Linked DNA regions of Homo sapiens: region 2 is linked to region 1. A link is a loop called in an ENCODE intact Hi-C map of the cell type or tissue named here. Cell type or tissue: GM12878. All regions are shown on one strand. Links, peaks and the distances in the headings refer to the core of each region. The heading gives the core; the rest is flanking DNA. Region 1 has its middle 17 kb from the start of LINC02997. Region 2 has its middle 41 kb from the start of LINC02219.

Region 1 (2,923 bases), core at 235-2,734:
GCAGCTGAGAAGGAAGAGGATTAATTAACAGTCTTGCTGACTATTCCTTAAGCAAGAATAGGTGACACCTAGCATAAAGATATAACATAGTCCAAATTTATGCTGACAAAAACTGTAGTGGTAGAGGAGAAAAAGGATCTCTAACACTCCTTTCCTCTCCCCAGGCCAGTGTGGGACGTATTTTGGTGTCCTCTCTTTCCTTACATCAAAGTAACAAAACTAAAGTTGCTAAAGGTATCAAATCCAGAATAGAGGTTCTAGCTGATCCTTGCATAATCCTGGTGCCTGTAGTGATAAATTAACACATATTAGTGTTGTTTTTAAAAAACCATCCTATACTGAGCAGAATAATAGTAGAGAAGAAGCCTGAAAATGGCTTATTTTTACTTCCAAGAAAAGTAGAAACAAACACAAGTAACTTATGACTGAGTCCTTAGGAAGAAAGATAAAATGAAGCTTTATTTGTAATATGCACCTTGAAATTAAGGTAGCAAATATCCCAGACCTTTATAAGATGTTTTTTCCCTCCTCTAATTATTACAAAAAATACTAATATGTGTTCAGTATAAAGTATTAGGATGAAAGAAAAATTATGAAAAGTCTCACTAACCAGAGATAAACAGTTAATATTCTGTGCATATTCTTCCAGATAGTTTTAAATACAAACATAAACACACATATGCACACACGTGTTTTATAATAGAGGTTATGTTACACATGCTATTAAATAACCTGACTTTCTACCTTATTGTGTCAGAGATATTTTATAAATAGTTACTTTTAAAGTTCGCATAGGATATAGTCCACATATGTATACTCCATGATTTACTTATCAGTCGTTCAACCAACAAATTTTGATTGAGTCTTACTTCACGCCAACAGCTTTTCTAGATACTGAGGCTATACCAGTGTACAGAATGGAGACCCTGTCATCAGGTTATTTACTTTTAACTTGGCAACAGAGGAACAGAAAATGAACTCATAAATAAGTAAAATAAATTCAGGCATTAGTGAGCCTATAGAGGAGATAAAAGACAGTGATGTGCTAAAGAGTCATGAGAGTCACTTCAATTTCTGGTAAGATGGCAGACTAAATAGTCTCAAAATAAGCTCTTTTGTACTATCCCAACATACAATTCAGAAAGAATAGAGAGTTTTTTTGAATGCACAGCCAAACTAGCAAGAAAGTAAGGAAAATCCTAAAAATCAAAAGATAAAAACTAAACAATTATTTAGAATAATACTTCACACTGAATCTCGCTGAGGCCATCTACCAATATGGAATTGTAATGGCAACACCCAGGAGAGGAGGCGAAGATGGAGCAGAAGATGGAGCCTGTGTAAGGAGAAGCGTGAGAAGGGGAAAGTCCCATAAATTCAGGGCCCTGAAGTGCTACCCTCTCAGTGAAACTGCCTTTAAGGAGATGACGAGAGAACTGTTTCTTTGTTTTAAATCTAGGAGGAAGAAAAAAATAATTGTCTCTCTCGAGAATTCATCACCACAGCCCTGCCCTTGTGTGGGTTTGAGGTTTAAATTTATAACACCTGCATGAGCTGGGAAACCCTAAACCGAGAAATTAACACAGTAGTCCCAGTCTGGCAGTGCCTGGGCACCTGGCCAAAGCCAAAGAAAATCCTCTGCTGAGTCTGAACTGAGGGCCTTCTGAATTCCAACAGGTTTTACTTGCTCAAGTAGCTCAAACGTATTGAAAGTCATATAAGAAACATGCCACCATGATTGAGATTCAAAGAATGTTGACAGTTTTAAATGCTCATAGAATAAATGGAGAAACATCAATAATTAAAGACCTAAGTATACAACTTAATAAGTCAGGGGAAGAAGACAGAAAGAAGAAAGAAAGGAAATAAACCATAGAAATAAGTAAAAACAAGGATATAATAAAGAGAATTCAAACATATCAGAAAGTGGGTCATTGTAAGGCCTAGTTAAATAGACAAACCTTGGCAGGAATGATCAACAAAAATGGAGAGAAGGTGCGAAGAATATTAGAAAGTGAAAGGGGTACAAGACTGATATCGTAGAGAATAAGAAGAAGTTAATGTCACAGAATGAATTTATGACAGTAAATTTGAAAACGGATAAAATGGACAATTTTCTATAAAACCAAAACATAAAATTGATTGTAGAAGAAGTAGAAAACCTGAAAATGTCTATTACTATTCCAGAAATTGGATCACAATGTAAAAATCCACCCACTGAGCATACAATGAGAAAGTGCCGTGGGTAGCGGATAGGAGAAGGGTACCCTCATCTAGGCTCAAAGCCTTCCTTAACTGGTACATTTCAGCTGAAACCTGAGTGGTGAGAAGAAGTGAGCTATGCAAAGGTCTGGAGAACAAAATTCCAAATGTAAGGAAAATCAAATGCAAAGCCATCTGAGGCAGTGAGAGAAACAAAAAAGGCAGAGAGAAACGAACAGAAATAAAAGTTAAATGAAATAAAAAAAATAAAATTCTTACACTTGTAAATTCCTAAACAGCTAACATTTATTAAGTTCAAATCTGTGCAAATCATAGAGCTCTGAGTTTTATATACATGATTCCCCGTCCTCAAACATCTTTGCAAGGTAGGTTCTATTCCCATTTTGTAGAAGGGGTAGCTGAGGCTTAGTGCGGTTAAATAAAGTGGCCCACAGACACAGAGCTACTGAGTAGCAGATCCAGGACTCAAACTGGTCTGATATGTAAGCCTGAAGTTTGAACCACTTGTGCTGTGCCTGAGGAGAAAGTGCCAAAAATAAATGCCAAAGGCTGGGGCGAAGGCTTTCATGTGTGGTCACTGGTTCAGCAGCATCATCATCTCTTGGGACTTTGATAAACATGCAACTTCTCAGATTCTCAGGCCTCATCCCAGACTTGAATCAGAAACTCTGGGGGGTTGTGTCCAGTAATCTGTGTTTGT
Region 2 (2,923 bases), core at 124-2,623, 340 kb before region 1:
TTCAGTGTTTTCACAGGTAATATATGCACAGTGTGTAAATTCAAATGATACAAGATTGTAAAATGTGAAAAGTGAGTCTTCTTCCTTTACTTTCTCTGCCAGTTACTTCCCCACTCTGGAAGCAATTGCTATTTTTCATAGTCTTTCCAGTGCTATTCTATGCATATGTAAGCATAGAAATAAGATACTAAGCTGACACTTTCAGCTAAAACTCTAAGATGACAGATATTAGATATTCAGATACCAACGTGAGTGCCGTATAAAAATAGAAATCTTCAATGGAAACACTCAGAAACCAGTCTCATGAGCCTTAAATTTCTTAGCCAGACTGAGGATATGCAATGGTAGGCTGTTGGCAAAAAATAAACTGAAATAGAGCTATGATTGTGAAGATAATTTCTTCGGATAAAACTGTGCTGTATGTTGCATTTCCCACCAACATCAGGCCTAGAGAGAAGAGCCTTCCATAGCAGTACTTTTGAGAGTTTGATTTGTGGCCTTGCTGAGTGGCAGACACCAGGAACAGTGTTTCACTTTCGCCTGAGAACCAGGGGCAACAGTTGGACTGGCTACTGATAGTGAAGCAATGGGAGTGTGGGCCATGTGGGTTGGGTTTGCATGCTCAGAGTTTGTCAAGGCAAAATATGTGTGAGTGATTTTCCTGCAGCAGATGTGAGCCATGCAGGGGAGACAGATAGAGATAGAGAGAGAGAGAGAGAGAAAGTTTTGTGAGGTCATTAGTCCATTTGTGCTGCCGTAACACCAATACTTGAGACTGAGTCATTTATAAACAATAGATATTTATTTCTCACAGTTCTGGAGGCTGAAAATCTAAGATCAAGGTGCTGGCAGGTTTGGTGTATGCTGAGCATCTGGTCTCTCTGCTTCCAAGATGGTGCCTTGTTGCTATGTCCTCACATGGTGGAAAAAGGAAGGGCAAGAGAGGCACACACTCTCTGAAACCTCTTTCTTTTTTTTGTTTGAGATGGAATTTTGCTCTTGTTGCCCAGACTGGAGTGCAATGGCGTGATCTTGGCTCACTGCAACCTCCACCTCGTGGGTTCAAACGATTCTCCTGACTCAGCCTCCTGAGTAGCTGGGGCTACAGGTGTCACCACACCCGGCTAATTTTGTATTTTTAGTAGAGACAGGGTTCCTCCATTTTGGTCAGGCTGGTCTTGAACTCCAGCCTCAGGTGATCTGCCTGCCTTGACCTCCCAAAGTGCTGGGATTTGAAACCTCTTTTGTAAGGGCATTAACCCATTAGTTAAGGAGGAGATATCATGATTTAATCACTTCACAAAAGACCCTACCTCTTAACACTACCATGCTGGAGATTAAGTTTCAACATGTATTTTGGAGGAAGCACACATTCAAACCAGAGCAGTCATGCATATGCACGATAGTCGATGCAGATGGGCACGAGACTTTAGCAGTTAAAAGATGAGGGTGAACTGCAAGTTTCCCAGGAGGAAGAATGGCAGAGTGCTCCTAAGAGTACATCATTGTATGCATCAGGGGAATGCAGGTGAGATATCTCCATCGGTGAGGGAGATGCCTCCAAAAGGCAATAACAGTGTTCCTTGAGTAGGAAGACCAGCCATCCTGTATTGCCCAGATCTTAGGGTGTTTCAGAGACATGAGACTTTCAGTTTTAAAACCAAGAAAGTCCTGGGAAACCCGGGGTAAGTTGGTCATCCTGCCACTAAGTTAAAATGTAAGCTTTAAATACTTGTCATACCTACAGAGTGTAAAGCTATCTTAAGACAGTAGAGTCAAGTTCTTACTTTCAGGCTCTCTTACTTCTTGTCATTTCACCCTGGAATGGTGAGAAACGACTAGCAGAAATGTCCAGCTAGAAAAAGCAAGCCTTACCTGGGGGAGGAGTGTAAGAATAACTTTGAGTTGGCAGGTTTGACTATGACATGAGACTGGGCATTTTAATTTCTTAATTGAGATGAAGTCGGTGATCTAAAGTGATATAAAAGTGTGTATTTCTCAAGTGATTAGAAAAGTTATAAAACTTTCTGAATTTTCATTCAGAATCGGGAGAACTTCCCCACTGAGTATATTTTAGTGGGTCAATGGGACACAAAATAAAGTTGCTTTGTGATTTCACTCCATGAGTCATTCTTATTCAATATGTTAGTTTTATATTTGTGGGTTTAGAAAAACCCACCAAAGTGCAGCATGTTACACGTCTTACTCCTCTTTACTTTTCCCACTTAACACAACATACTTCAGAGCTTATTCTACGTCTGACAGATTAGGGGACCTTCTTCTCTTTTAATGGTTACATGGTATTCCAAAGTTGGATGTTCCATGTTTTATTGAACTAGTTCCCTCATGATGGGTATCTAGATTATTCCCAGGTTTTCCTATTAAAATCAACTGTCAGTATCAATTTCACATGTCTAAACATAATCTAGATGTGAACATTCATTTCAATTTTTTTTTTTTTTTTTGAGACAAGGTCTCACTCTGTTGCCCAGGCTGGAGAGCAATGGAAGGATCTTGGCTCACTGCAACCTCTGCCTCCCAGATTCGAGCGATCCTCCTGCCTCAGCCTCCCAAGTAGCTGGGACTACAGACACTCACCACCATGCCTGGCTAATTTTTGTATTTTTTGGTAGAGATGGGGTTTCACCATGTTGGCCAGGCTGATCTTGAACGGCTGACCTCAAGTGATCCACCCGCCTTGGCCTCCCAAAGTGCTGGGATTACAGGTGTGAACCACCATGCCCAGCCTCATTTCAATTTTTGTTATTATTCATGAATTGTCATCCAAAGAAATTGTGCTAATTTACCATTCCATCCAAAAGTGTATGACAGACTGCATATTTCCCCACAAACTCACAACAGCCAATCTGATAGATGAAGAAAGGCATTTGATAGTTTAAATCTACATTTTCCTTGTTCTTTT

What was found. Hi-C counts contacts between places; a loop is a spot of excess contacts. Peaks named below come from ENCODE experiments on the same cell type or tissue, not always from the same donor. Only the 100,000 strongest peaks of a DNase experiment are listed, where the experiment ranks them.
Region 2: it touches region 1 in a loop (4-fold over the local background); 1 of 110 quality-filtered maps calls a loop at or near these places.

The regions. Positions count from the first base shown.
Region 1 is chr5:67,808,397-67,811,319 of GRCh38, reverse strand. No RefSeq gene overlaps it. Among named protein-coding and RNA genes, the nearest start is that of LINC02997, 17 kb to the right of the region's middle. RefSeq lists a silencer at 1,446-1,505. In GM12878, for the core only: no CTCF peak of the experiment used is centred there; a DNase peak (open chromatin) is centred at 1,499.
Region 2 is chr5:68,147,109-68,150,031 of GRCh38, reverse strand. No RefSeq gene overlaps it. Among named protein-coding and RNA genes, the nearest start is that of LINC02219, 41 kb to the left of the region's middle. RefSeq lists an enhancer at 845-894. In GM12878, for the core only: no CTCF peak of the experiment used is centred there; DNase peaks (open chromatin) are centred at 605 and 1,683; H3K4me3 peaks cover 783 bases; H3K27ac peaks cover 1,146 bases.